Regions from separate parts of the Homo sapiens genome. Here region 2 is linked to region 1. A link is an interaction called in ENCODE POLR2A ChIA-PET data of the cell type or tissue named here. Cell type or tissue: MCF 10A. All regions are shown on one strand. Each heading gives the region's core, and the rest is flanking DNA. Links, peaks and the distances in the headings are about the cores only.

Region 1 (7,564 bases), core at 1,228-6,227:
TCATCCGTACAATGGAAATGCTGAGCTGGAAATGAACCTAAAGTTTCGTTTCAACATTTGAGTATTGTATTAGTTTCCTGGGCTGCTGACACAAAATACCACACAAACTAGGTGGCTTAAAACAACCGAAATTTATTATCTCAGAATTCTGGGGGCTGAAGTCTGGAATGAAGGTGTCAGGAGGGCCATGCTTCCTTCAATACTCTGAATAAGCTCCTTTCTTGCTTTTTTCAGCTTCTGTGGGCGCTGTCAATCCTTGAAGTTCCTTGGCTTGCAGCTGCATTTGTCCATCTCACATGATGCTCTCCCCTGCGTCTGTGTCCTCATATGTGTGCCTAAATTTGCGTCTGGGTCTAAATTTCTCTCCTTTGATAAAGACACCAGTCATATTGCAGGAGTGCCTACCATACCATAGTACGAGCTCATCTTAACTTGATTACTCAATCTGCAATGGCCTTTTTTTTTTTTTTTTTTCCAAATAAGGTCACATTTACAGGTACTAGGGGTTTAAGACTTCAACATACCTTTTTAGAGTTGACACAATTCAACCCATAACAGGCATTACTGAGTGCTTTTCTAGTGACCAGGTTTACGAGGTTTTATTTTGCGATTTGAGATAGGAGATATTGATGGCTTCCCCTCAATGGAGGAGAAATTGGGGATACAAGGGCAAGAACCATGTTAACTGCAGCCAGGGCTGACATTAAGTTGGGATGCATTGGTACAGCTTTATGGGTAGTTAAAACATAAGAAGACTTACCACTGTCCCACTATTCCACACTCTAAGAGAAGCATATAATTAGTCTCCCAGCCCCCAATCCCATGTATTCCTTTATGTGATTACATAAGTAATGCCTGTCATCCCCATTAGATCAGGAGCTCTGTATTGTTCAGATGCCTACATTTGGTTGTGGTTCAGAGTAGTTGCTTGTTGTAGGCATCCTCTAAGATGGCTCTCAATGACCTTGCCTTCTGGTGTCCAGGCCCTTGTATAAATCCTACCCCCCAACCCCCAATGCCACTGAAGAAGTCTGGCCTGTATAACCAATAAGACATTGCAAAAATAATGTTGTGCAACTTCTGAGGCTGGATCACAAAAGACATTGCAATGCCCACCTTGCTCTCTCTTGGGTCACTTGCTCAGGGGAAACCAGCTGCCATGTGGTGAGGATTCTCTAGCAGCCCCATGGAGAAGTCCATGAAGTGAACAACTGAGGTCTCCAGCCAACAGCCATGGGAGTGAGCTGTCTTGGCAGTAGATCCTCCAGCCCCAGTCAAACTTTCAGATGAGACCATAGACCTAGGTGACGTTTGTAACTGCAGCCTTATGAGCAGCCCTGAAACACAACCACCCAGCTAAGCCACTCCTGAATTGGTGACCCACAAAAATGAGTTTATAAATGCTTGGTTTTGTTTTAAGCCACTAAGTTTTGAGGTAACTTGTCATGGGGCCACAGATCATGAATACTATGCTCAGTGTAAATTTCTTGAATGAATAAGGAAACTGATGCATAAATCAATGAATGAATAAAAGAACTGTTTTTCAGGCTAATTATAGTTAGCTAGAAATTAGCTCCATCCACCATGGACTAAGTGGGTGACTTCAGGCAAATATAATCTTGCTGCCCTGGGTCTCAGTTTCTTCATCTGTAAAATGGGATGATAACAGCAGTAGCCACCTCAGAGAGCTGCTGTAAAGATTCAGGAAGAAAAGACAGGCAAAGACACTTAGCATAGTGCTTGGCAGGGATCATACTGGATTATTTAACACTCAGCACAACCCATGCATAAGCAGTCAGAATGGTCACCACCTGGCTTGATATCAGCCCTGGGGTGGGGCACATGATAAACTCTCCAGAATTGGTAGCTGTCATCATAATCATTGCCACCAGGCTAAAGGCTAATAACCTTAGTGCCTGCAGCAAGGAGCTCTCAACTTAGTGTGGGAAAGAGACAAGCAAGCAAACATTTACACTAGTGTGATGAAGGGCATAGGAATGTGCAAAATGATGATCCATTCTGCTACGGGAGGAAAATGCCCATATAATCACAGAGGGCAGAGGTCCAGAGGTCTCTGGCCTGAGCCTCAATTCCAGCTCTCAGACGCTTTTGAGAGTTAACGTTTGTTTCCACTGTTTCACCCAGTTTGGGAACAAATAAATTAGTTCTGAGCGGAACTAAAACCTAGCTCCACCACTCGTCTCCTATTGTGACCTTGGGCAAGTCACTTAGCCTCTCTGAATCTGCTTCCCCATTTATAAAAGGGGAACCATTAAAGTTGTTAACTCCTAGCAAGCACTTAAGACAGTACGTGGTGCTATTTTTGACACTGGTAAGTGCTTTATAAATGTCATGTGGGTTACTATTGTTACCACTTTTTTATTATTTAAGGTGCTGAATTAGACCCCTTCTTCCTGAAAGACACTAAAAGACACTCTGTTCTCATGGAAAAGATGGCTCCATGAGAGATGAATCTTAGTTTTCCTTCCCACACATACCATACACAGGGCCCTCTTGAACTTCAAAGAGAAGCCCCGCCAGGAAGCTCAACTCGCTGTAAGTGTAGCAGGAGAAATATGGGAGCCGGCTTCCAGGGCCGCTGAGCAGCTGTTTGATATCACACCAGGGTGGCCAAGACTTTGGGGACGGGCCTGTTTACTCCTCACAGATAACATCTCAAGTGGACTGTGGGGAAGGATGGGAAGGACGCTCAGGGTCAGCCTTCACCTTTGTAGTTGTTTAAATATCGATTATAACTCATCTGAGACTGACTTATGCTAGGGTGAGGAGCGAGTGATGTGTTTGAAGATATCCCATAGATTTGCTTGAAGACTTCATTTAGAGGATCTTAAATCTCTTAACAAAAATGGGTGGATCTCAGCCATCGTTTTTCTGGTTAAGAAAGTGCTCAGCAGCACTTTTGTTAATAAGCTTCATGGTTGAAAACTCTAAGATACCAGAGGCCTTCTCCATCTTAATTAAATATGGCAATGCATACTAATAAGAAATTGAGCTATCTAACTAATTGAAATGAAATGCGAATTGGATTTTAGAAAACAAGAAGTGCACAGACAAAGATGTTTTGGAAGCAGTTTTTAAAAAAATGCAATGGCTTTCCTACTGTAGGATTTCCTAGGGTCTCTTGTATGTCCATGTGCGTTTTGATTTTGTCTCCCTGAGAAGGACCTAGGAAGGCACAAGTTTTGCAAAAGTTTTTGGATCACAGAATCTTTAATTTGTGGAGCATAGTGTGAGATTAATATTCTTAGGAACACACTTTGGTCCAGGCTACTATGCGAATAAAATAGGTAAAGTACTTAGACCAGTACACACCACCCATAGCAAGTGCTTGGGGAATGGTACACATTATTATTGTTACCGTGGAGGGGGGTTGAACTTCAAAGTTGCCTCCAACTCTAAAAATCAATGATTCTCATTATAATGTCATCACAGAAAAGTAATTGAGCTTGTTGGCTTGGATGAAATGGAAAAAAATAATTGAAATTATGCACTCAAAATAGTTTCTTTAGTAATTTAAATGTAGTTCTTAACAAATAGCAAAGTTGATCTTCATTTGTCTTTTCTTTGTGGGGGAGGGGGGTTGTTTTTTCATAAGATCTTAGCAAACAATGAAATCCTCAGAGGCAAATCAAGTAATGTCCCAGGAAATCCCAGGACGCACATTTCAGCATGTGTAGGAAATGTGTTGTCTTCACAAGGGGCATACTCCAGCAGACCCTGAGTTGTACCAGTGTCCTACCCTGGACGTGAATGTGCTGTGAGCAGATGGAAACCACCTCACTGCTTTGGATACTGGGCTTTTAAAGTATGAAACATAAACAGGAGATTAATGCATCAGCTTGCCACTCAAAGTGTGGTCCACAGATCGGCAGCAGTGACATCACCTGGGGTTATTATTTTTCTTGGAGAGAGGTCCTTTCCCCTGTACTCGCAATTTCCAGGTTTTGTTTGGCAACTTGGTAAAGTGACCATTTGCTTAGCCAGATGTGCCTGAACATTTTGGAACTCTGAGTCAAGAGGGCGGTTCCTGCTTCAAGGAGAGAGCTGGTTCCAATTCTAATTTTCATTTCTAGATCTGGATATTTATGACAAAGACCTCATCAACCTGGAAGTGTAACTTTCCTGCTTTCAACTCTGAGTTCTCCATCACCTCCCCTGGCCCCTTGCACATACAGTCTATCTTCTTTTCCATATAATAAAACAGCAATGTAATCAGCCCCTGGAACATGTCTTGGCATTAGGAGTAAACTCAGGCAGCTCGGTTTATTAGCTGTTTCCATGGGAGAGAACTCTTGGGGCCAAATAGATATTTACAAATATTGTAAGCACTCAGCTGCTCCCCAGGAGTGACATTGCTGTCTGGAGATAAATAGCTTCTCAGAGAAGTTAGGCTTTCTTCTACACCCTCTACTCCTCCACCCTCCTCATCTGTCTTGCTTTCAGCCAGATCATCCTATAACCACAAGGTCCCCAGAAGAGATTTTTCACCACCTTTGGGCATTGAGGGCCCGAGGGCTTGAGGTTTACTACTCTGGGGGACCAGACCAGAAATGTGGTTTTGAAAGATGAATATTTTGATATATTTTGTGATTTAGCCAGCTGAGAGCCTTTGTGAGCAGAAATGAGCATCTCATAAGGGGTGTTTTTAGTCTCACAGTGCTTAGAGTGGTTGGAGGACCAGGTTCAGGGTGATTATATCAACTTCTCCAAGTATTCATTTATTCAACAAATAGACATTGACTCCCCAGCACATACAAGGCAGTGCATTCAACACTGAGGTTACCATCTTGTATCTGTTAGGGTCCAGCAAAAAAACTGGCATCATTAAAGGTCCTTCAAGCAGAGAGAATTTAATACAGGAAATTGAATCCATATGGGACAGAGGAACTGAGAAAGCAGAAAGTGAAGCAACCTAGAGTTTACCAATAGCAGGAAGTCACTACTGTCCCTAAAGAAAAGGGACAAAAAGAGGATCTTTTACTTTCAGAGGCTAAGTGCCAGGACCTTCAAGTGTAGCCAAGATTATCAAGCAGCTGAGGCTTCTGCCAGAGCCGGATGGGTGTGTGAAGTGATAACTACTCAACTGTGTCCTCTTCCCTCACTCTAGTCTTCCACCAGAGCCTCCTATTGGCTGAGAGTACAAGGAAGCAAGAAGGCAAAGGAGTTTGGAAAATGTAGCTCCTTAAGATTTGGAAGAGAACAGAGCAGATAAAGAATCTGAGAGTGAGCAGGTGTATGGTTGGCACATGTGGCAAGAGGGACAGTTACAGTCTTGGAAAAAACTGGGTGTCAACTATTGCCTTGGCTCTACTATATCCTTGACACTCTCTCCTAAACCCAAACTGAATCTGAAGGGTGAGAGATGATGGTGTTCCTCCTTTTTTTTCCAACCCAAAATTTGAGAACTTGCCAAGAGAAAAAAAAAGCCACATTGCAAAAGGAAATCTACTTCATAGATGAGCCAAAGTTTGTATGAACAAGTCCCCATTTTAACTTTAGAGCCCCCAAATGAACTTAGCATTGGGGTGTTTTCCAGCCTTGAAAACACCTTTCCCTGCAACAACCATGATTAAAATTTATTGAATGCTTGGTATGTGCTGGCCATTATGCTAAATTCTTCCCATACATTATCTCTTTAAACTTTATATTGATCCCATGAGGTAGCAGTAGCTACTCTTCTTATAACCAATTTGTAGATTAGCAATCCAAGGTTTAGATAGGTTAAGTTTAACATATTGCCAGGGAGTGGTGGAGCTGGATTTGGAGACAGGCAATCTGACTTCAGAGCCCATATTTTTAGCCACTCCTCAATATTGCCTTCCAATGAAAGTGTATTTAATGTTGTGGCAGGAAAGAGGAAAATCTCCGTAGAATATAGTTCAGATAATATAGTTCAGAAGATAGTTCAGAGGACCCCCCCAGAGTCATAGATTAAACAGGGTAGACACTTATTTCTCTTGCACGTAAGAGACTGGGCTAATCTGGCAGCTCTGCATCTTGGAGTGTTCAGTGGCTGGGGTCTCTCTTTTTTTCTTTGTCATCCTTAGGGTATTTTTCATCATTGACACTTTTCTAGTTATTTCACCATCAAATTTGTAATATAAACAGTGGAAATAGTAAGATAAATGTGAGGGAAAATAGGCTCCTTCACTCTAAGAGCATGACACAGAAATCACACACATTTTTCTCAGTCTCATTAGCCAGAACTTAGTTATATGTTCCCACCTAGCTGCAAGGGAGGTGGGAACTGGGCAGCCCAGCTAAAATTCAATTGTTCTGTCAATACAGCGGAAAAGAAAAACTGACATTGAGGGACAACTCTCTGGTTCTGCTTGCACATACCCTTCTTTTTACTTCAATGTACTGATTGAAAATCTTTTCCATGTTTCATCTCAGCTAATGGGCAAATCTCCAATTTGGGATAATTTTGTGTTCAGTTTACAATACAGGAGGCAACTGAGTACATGAGAGTTGAAATTGTTTGTTCCAGGTCACCAACTGAGTCAATTATGTGGGGAATGAGATTGGAATGGGTATTCATTTTATAAGTGGCCTTTCAATTCTTTTTTATATTAAAAATGGCTTTTTGCCTCTTGAGGTAACCTCATTACTGTGTTAGAGTTGGATAATAAATTCTTATGTAATGAAGACTCTGCATATAAACACCCTTTGTTTAATGCTCAGTGCTATTAGAAATTATTATTTGGACTGTTACTCAATTTTTGACATTAACACAATTCCAGCAAGTCTGAACTAACTGATTCATGTGAAACAATAAAAAATGTGTGAGAGCTGAAGTGTCTGGAGGGCTTAGTCAAGAAATACTATTTTTTTTTTTTTTTGAGATGGAGTCTTGCTCTGTCGCCCAGGCTGGAGTGCAGTGGCATGATCTCGGCTTACTGCAACCTCTGCCCCCCAGGTTCAAGCGGTTCTCCTGCCTCAGCCTCCACAGTAGCTGGGACTACTGGCACATGCCACCATGCCCCACTAATTTTTTGTATTTTTAGTAGAGACGGGGTTTCGCCGCATTAGCCAGGATGGTCTCAATCTCCTGACCTCGTGATCCATCCGCCTTGGCCTCCCAAAGTGCTGGGATTGCAGGCATGAGCCACCGTGCCCGGCCAAGAAATGTTCATTTTTATGGACAGAAACTTAGCCTAGTTCAAGTCAGGAGAATTAACTGTAACAGACACCGGATGATATCCCATGCATTCAAGGGTTAGAAACAAAGTTGAGGGGACCCCACAAGTTAGGAATTTGTCATTTGAGCCCTATACAACACATTGTATAGGAAAGCCCACATTGTTATGATATAAAAATAATCACCAGAAACTCATGCACGTATTCCCCAGCAAATCTCTCAGCCCGTTTTACATGAGTGTAACTACTCACTAGTGCATCAATACCTTTGTTGGACACTCCCTCACAGGTTGCCAGATGCTATAGGTATCCGACTATACCATGCAAATGAAATGCAAATGGATTGCAAAGTGAAATTGCAAATCTTGCAAAAGATGCAGGATTTCAGAAAGTGGATGGAAAT
Region 2 (7,564 bases), core at 888-5,887, 410 kb after region 1:
CATACTCAAGGACATTCCCCCTTTAAACTCCTCCCAAAAGGTCTCTCTTCAACCCTGGTAGAAACAAAGAAAAGAGAACATTTTCTATTTCTATACAAAAAAAGTCACTGGGATTTTGTTGGGGATAGCATTGAATCTACAAATTTACTTTGGGTAGTGTAGATATTTTAACAATATTAAGTCTTCAAATCCATGACATGAACTTCTTTCCATTTATTTGTGTCATTTTTCATTGCTTTCATCAATGTTTTGTACTTTTCACTGTACCAATGTGCCTTTACAGTTAAATTTGTTTCTAAGTATCTTATTTTTTTAATACAGTATGTCTCTCCTTTTATTTAGACCTTCTTTGATTTCTTTCATTGGCATATTGCATTTTTTAGTATATCTGTATCATTTAGTCCTGTATATGCTTTATCAGATTTGTAGCTATGCTGTTGTAAATGGTATTGTACTTTTTAATCTTTGTGTCCATGTGTTCATTGGTAGTTTGTAGAAACATAATTGTTTTTGCATGTTTATCTTTTTGATGCTGTTGTAAATAAGGTCACTTTCTTTATTTTTTGCCAATAGTTTATTTTTAGTGTATGGAAATGCAGCTGATTTTTCTTTTTTTTTTTTTTTGAGAGAGAGAGGGTCTCACTTTGTCATCCAGGCTAGAGTGCAGTGGACCAATCATGGCTTACTGTAGCTTCGACCTAGGATCAAGCAATCCTCCCACCTCAGCTTCCTGAGTAGCTGAGACTACAGTTGTGTGCCACCATGCCTGACTAATTTGTTTTTTTTTATTATTTATTTTTGTAGTGATAGAGTCTCGCTATGTTTCTCAGGCTGGTCTCAAAACCTGAACTCAAGCTATATTCCTACCTCAGCCTCCAAAAATGTTGGGTGAGCCACCATGCCTGGTGCAACTGATTTTTAAATGATGATTTTGTGTCCTGTGACTTTACTAAATTCATTTATTAGTTCTAACACTTTTTTGGTGGAGTCTTTAGATTATGCCATCTGCAAATAGAGACAATTTTACTTTTTTTCCGATCTGAATGTCTTTTTAAATATCTCATTTTTTCCCTAATTGCTCTGGCTTCTACTACCATCCTTAATAGAAGTAGCTAGAGTGAGCATCGTTGTCTTGTTCCTGATCTTAAAGGAAACACTTTCAGTTTTTCACCACTGAGTATGATGTTAGCTGTGGGCTTTTCATATACAGTCTTCAGCGTTCTGAGGTAAGTTTCTTCTACACTTAATTTGCTGAAAGTTTTTGTCGTAAAATGGTGTTGAATTCTGTCAAATGCTTTTGCTGCATCTACTAAGATGATTATATGCTTATTAACCTTCATTCTCTTAATATGGGATATTATATTCATTGCTCTGTATATGTTGAACCATCCTTGCATCCCAGGGATAAATCTCACTTTTCAGGGTGTATGATATTTTAATGTGCTGTTGAATTTGATTTGCTAGTATTTTGTTATGAATTTTTGCATCTGTGTTCATCAAGGATATTAGCCTGTAGTTTTTTTTCTTATAGTATCTTTGGCATTAGTAACAGGGTAATTCTGGCCTCATAAAATATGTTTGGAAGGGTTTCTTCCTCTTCAATTTTTTGGAAGAGCTTGAAATATATTGGCATCAATTCTTCTTTAAATGTTTGCTAGAATTCACCAGTGAAGCCATCTGGTGCTAGGCTTTTCTTGGTTGAGAAGTTTCAATCTAGGCAATGATTTCTCGGATATGACATCAAAAGCATACACAACAAAAGCAAAAAGTTACTAGTGGGACTACATCAAATTGAAAGCTTCTGCAGCACAAGGGAAATAATCAACAGAGTGAAAAAACAACCTATGGGATGGGAGAAAATATTTGCAAACTGTTTATCTGATAGGGGTTAATACACAAAATATACAAGAACCTCTTACAACTCAATGGCAAAAATACAAATAACCTAATTTTAAAATGGGAAAAGTATTTGAATGAACATTTCTCCAATGATTTACAAATGGCCAAGTACAAAAGGAATTCAAAATGTTCACAGAAGATGTGTATTACAAAAAAAACTAGGCATGGATTTCAAAATTTTTTACATGGAAATAAACTTATACTAACTTGTTACAACATGTCTCAACAGGATCTAGTTGGAGGCACTAGGAAGGATAAGACATCAGTTTGAGAATAGTCCTTATCAAAGCAACATGAATTCTACTAAAATTGAAGCAAAGACAAACATCAAATGTATGGTAAAGCTTGGGTAGAAGAATGGCAAAATCATCGATGTTTTATGAAAAATTTATGGGGATGATGCCCCAAAGACATCAGCTGTTTGCAAATGGATAACTCACTATAAGAAAGGACGAGACACTGTTGATGATGAAGCCCACGGTGGCAGACCATCCACAGTGATTTGTAAGGAAAAAATTAATCTTGTGTGTGACCTAATTGAAAAGGATCAATGACTAACAGCAGAGACAATAGCCAACATCACAGACATCTCAGTTGGCTCAGTTTATGCAATTTCAACTGAAAAATTAAAGTTGAGCAAACTTTCTACTCAATGGCACCAACACCATCAGCTGCATCCAGACCTGCTGCAGACAAGAGCAGAGCTTTCAATGAAAATTTTGGACAAGTAGAATTAAGGTTCTGAAACATTTCTTTGAAGAATTGTAACAGGAGATGAAACATGGCTTTACTATTATAATCCTGAAGACAAAGAACAATCAAAGCAATAGCAACCAAGAGGTGGAAATGGTCCAGTAAAAGCAAAAGCAGAGCAGTCAAGAGCAAGGTCATGGCAACAGTTTTCTGGGATGCTCAAGGCATTTGCTTGTTAACTTTCTGGAGGGCCTAAGAATTATAATATCTGCTTATTATGAGAATGTTAGTTAAAGCTTTAGCAGAGAAACACCTGGGAAACCATCACCAGAAAGTCCTTCTCCACTTCAACAACACTCCTGTTCATTCCTCTCATCAAACAAGTGCACTTTTGCAAGAGTTTGAATGGAAAATTATTAGGCATCCACCTTCCAGTCCATATTTGGTTTCTTCTGACTTCTTTTGGCTTCCTAATCTTAAAAAGTATTTAAATGGTACCCATTTTTCTTCAGTTAATAACATAAAAAATACTGGCTTAACATGGTTAAATCCCCAAAACCCTTGGTTCTTTAGTGATGGACTAAATGGCTGGTATTACTGCTTGCAAAAGTGTCTTGAAGTTGATGATTCTTATGTTGAGAAAAATAAAGTTTGCATTTTTTCTTTTTATCTTTTAATATAAAAGATAGAGTTTTTCTTCATGAATTTTTGAAGTCCTCTCATATATGAGAAGGTGCTCGACATCACTAACCATCAGGGAAACACAAATCAAAACCACAATGAAATATCACGTCATACCTATTAGAATGGCTATTTTCAAAGGGAAAATAGATGTGCTGGCAAGGATGTAGAAGAAAAAGAACTCTTGTACGCTATTGGTGGGAATGTAAATTGGTATGGCCATTTTAGGAAACAAAATAGAAGTTCCTCCAATAATTAAAAATAGAGCTACCATATGATCCAGCAATTCCACTCCAGAGTTTATAGCTAAAGGAATTGAAATGAGGATTTTGAAGAGATAATCTACACTTCAAGTAGCACACACAGGTAGCCAAGTCATGGAAGCAACCTCAACAAAATATTATCCAGGCTTAAAAAAAACAAGGAAATCTTCCCATTTACATACAATATGAATCAAACTGGTAGACGTTATGCTAAGTGATACAAACCAGTCACAGAAGGATAAATACTGCATTATCCCACTTCTATGAGAAATCTAAAATAGCCAAACTCATAAAAGCAGAGAACAGCATGGTGGTTGCCAAGGCTGGGGAAAGAGGGACATGAGGAGTTGTTTTCTCAATGGGTATAAAGTTTCTGTTATGCAATATGGATAAGTTCTCAAGATCTTCTGTATAACATAGTGCCTGTAGTTAATACAATAAAGTGTACTTAAAAATTTGTTAAAAGGGTGGATCTCATGTTAAGTGTTCTTAACACACACACACAAACACACACACACACACACACACAAAGGGACAAAAGAAAACTTTGGAAGGTGATGGATCTGTTTATTACCTTGATTGGGATCCACATTATTTGGGTATTATTGCCACTAAAAATATTACTAGCAAGGAAGCCAGGTGGTACTTTTTTTCCATTTTTCTCAGTTGATTTTGCCAGATGATTGTGTTCCAGTTACTTCTTCCTGCAAGAATAAGGATAGTATACACTAAGTTTATTTTGTTATTGTTGCTGTAGTCTTTTCAGATGAGATGAAAAAGTCATGAACTCTATCAAATCCCAGATTAAAAACAGCAACAACTAAGAAGTCTCTATAGAAGTTTAAGTGATGTGAATTCTAAAAATTAAAGAGAATTTTTAAGTGCAATTGCTAGAATCTCAATTCATTAAAATAAATGTAGTTTGAGATTTGGTATCATGTTAAAAATTTGGAAGCTGCTGTCATGTTGTGACTAATTTAATATTCTTGGAAAATAACATTTTTGTGGAGGGAGAGAAGTGCTGATTTTCTCATTGACTTTGGCGGGCGGAGGAATCCAGAAAGTAGGATATGGGTTTCCCATTCTTGTTCCCCCAAAATGCCTATATTACCTCCAAAACTCAGTGAGAAAATGACCCACTTATTTGGACCTCAGATCTCCCATCTACTCTTCAAGCAGTGTGACCTTTTTTAATATGGTATATGTTGGAGTTTAAATATAAGGCTTCTCTTGAGAAAAGATTTCTGCTGCTAAAAGTAGGTTGATCGACTCAATGGTAAAAACACATTTCCCCCTTGTGGGACTCAATAAAACTATTTTCAAGTTTAATGGAAAAAATAGGCTATAAAATTGTTTTATTTTTCCTGAATACTTCTTTCTGATGTAAAAAAACAGGGTTATTTGTCACTGATCTAAACCATGGTTTTGTATCTTTCAGGTTTATAGGAAAATAAGAAGCTCTCTCTCTCTACTCCCACCTCAATGTTACCACCCCCAAGCAAAACCACAGTCCATTTTCCCTGTTGAGGGCCCCATGTATGATGTTAGAAAAAGGATCTGGCTGTCTTCCCTTATGTCTGTTTCAAAGGTTATGGACATAGCTCTGGTTTCTCTATTTCCCTGAACATATCATTATTTAAACACCATGCATGGATTCATGTAAACCAGTGGCTTTTAGCCCTCATTTTATATCCAAAGCCCCTGGGAACTTTAAAAAAATCTAGATTCCCAGACCTCATGCCAGATCTACTGAAAGAGAATCTCCAGGGGTATGTTCTGGGCATCTTTAAGAAAGAGCAATTTAAGGATAGTTTTCTCATTCTTCCTCCTGAAATCAGAGTATAGTCAGTATCATGGAGGGAAGCTGGCTTCACCATCTGAGCACAAAAGGCTGTTCATCACCCACTTAGACACCAACAGGTGGGCATGTCAGGAGGCCCAGGAGCTCCTGAACATGCCCTTTCTCTTCATGCACAGGCCCTTTCAGGGTCAAAATACTCTACTGAGCACCATCTTGGTTCTTTCCTCCATACCAGACACTGCCTAAGACAGGTGACACTCCTGAGGAGAAAGGTTATGAACTCCTAAATTAGCATCTTCCAAATCTACTTATCCTGTGCAATGCCCAGTGGAAAATAGAGCTCTGTGGTTAAGTTCAGGATATGCTACTAGCACCGAACTGCTTTTAAGAGCCACTATGCTGGTGCACGTCTGTGGTTCCAGCTACTCTGGTGGCTGAGGCTGGAGGATTCTTGAGCCTAGAAGGTTCAGACTGCAGTGAGCCATGATCATGCCACTGCACTGCAACCTGGGTGACACAGTGAGACTCTGCCTTGGGAAAAAAAAAAAAAAAGAAACAACCAAGAGCCACTATGCACTTGGACTCTAAAAAATTCTGCAATCAAGAAATCTGTTTACTGAGCATTCCCCACCTGTATTCGACTACGGTACCCTTTTCTATTAATATCCCTATCAGTATCTGAGGAACACACTTTGCCACATGTTGATCCCGACTATGAGCTGCTGGATATAAGGTCCAGTGTCCCCTGATGCCTTACTCCTCAAAGCAACTGGAGAAGGAGAGGAAGCAAGGCAGAGTCCAGGAACAGGAAAGACATAGTTTGGCCGAGGGGATTTAGCAGCCTGATAGTAATCAGAGAACTTGAGTGTAATTGCTTGTGTTGTTTCTGAAAGCATCTCAGCCAGGCTGGTGGTCCAACGTCCAAATTAGCTAATGGGGACAGGAGGGCTTTACATGTTTAGAAATGAGGGCTTTTTGGATCAGCACTCAAAGATACTCCAATTTTTTGGAAAATTGCCATTTTCCTCTTATATCATGATTCTCAAACTTTAGCTTGCATCGTCTCCCCTGGAGGCTTATGAAAACACAGATTGTCAGGTTCCACTCTGGGAGTGGCTGAGGCAGCAGGTCTGGAGTGGGGTCAGAGAATTTGCATTTCTAACAAGTTCCCAGGTGATGCTGATCTGTTGGTCCGGGGACCACACTGAGGATGACTGCTTTAGGAAGTAAAGAAGTGCAACAGAAGAAGGGAAGGGGATACAAGTGATAGACAAAGAGGAAACCGAATAAAAAGAAGAAAGAAAATATAAAAGAGGAGTGGGAGAGAAGACAGGGAGATAGTGAGAATGACAGGAGAACAAGGGAAAGGGGAGAGAAACAGCTGGGAAGAGAGAGGAAAGCTAGGAAAAGAGGACCACAATAGAAGAATAATGAGTAAAAGAGAAGAAAAAGGGAGAAAAAGAAAGAAGGAGACTGAGCTGCTTGCAGACTTGCATAAGGGTTCCCAAGGTGTCAACGTTGGTATCTGGGCAAAGGACCAGTGGTAGTGAAGCTTCCTGCATCTGTGGGGACACCTACTGTATACACAGCAACAACTTCCGCATCCATATTGCTTGTGGATATGCCCAGGTTTCCAGTTCCCTGGCCTCAGCTTGGTTACACCAGCTGCTTTGGAAGCAAACCTGGCTCCAGTTAAAGGAGAAAGCCATGAGAAAGGAGGACAGAGTTCTCATGTCCTTATTTCCCCATCCTGACCTCCTCCCCTCCTGGGTCTTTTCAGATCCTGGATTCCCTTCTCAACTTCCCCTCTAACCCAGAAGGACAGCCAACTGAAGCTGGAGCCAACTCTCCCTCCCCAGGGCTTCTGCTCCCAACTGCTGGCCTGCACACGTCCTCCAGCCACCCCAAGACTCAACAAGCTCTACCTTTGGGGCTGTGCTGGTCTCCACCCCCAATGTCAGACAAACAAATGGGATCTTAGGGGTCCAAGGAAGCCCCACTGGCGGTTGCTGATAAAATTCACATGTTGTCCCTTGGGCAGTCTTCAGGGCTAGGATGCGTGCATCATGAGAACCCAAAGCCACCTCCACGAGAGGAAATCCTAGTGGGTGGAGAGGAGCCAGGGCTTGGCTATGCCACCTCATTCAAAAGAGGTGCACAATGGCCCCTGGAGATGGACTCTGTTGTAGCAAGAGGTGGATAAACAGGCCGAGGAATTGTGGGCTCA

What was found. ChIA-PET counts read pairs that join two places held together with the same protein. Peaks named below come from ENCODE experiments on the same cell type or tissue, not always from the same donor. Only the 100,000 strongest peaks of a DNase experiment are listed, where the experiment ranks them.
Region 2: POLR2A ChIA-PET joins it to region 1 with 5 read pairs; 2 of 35 experiments call an interaction of 5 or more read pairs at or near these places.

The regions. Positions count from the first base shown.
Region 1 is chr12:114,917,077-114,924,640 of GRCh38, forward strand. No RefSeq gene overlaps it. Among named protein-coding and RNA genes, the nearest start is that of TBX3, 240 kb to the left of the region's middle. In MCF 10A, for the core only: no CTCF peak of the experiment used is centred there; DNase peaks (open chromatin) are centred at 1,965 and 3,955.
Region 2 is chr12:115,328,064-115,335,627 of GRCh38, forward strand. LOC124903082 (a long non-coding RNA gene) reads right to left here. Exons shown (of 11, transcript XR_007063592.1): 4 at 4,111-4,240; 5 at 1-54. Among named protein-coding and RNA genes, the nearest start is that of LINC02463, 550 kb to the right of the region's middle. In MCF 10A, for the core only: no CTCF peak of the experiment used is centred there; no DNase peak of the experiment used is centred there.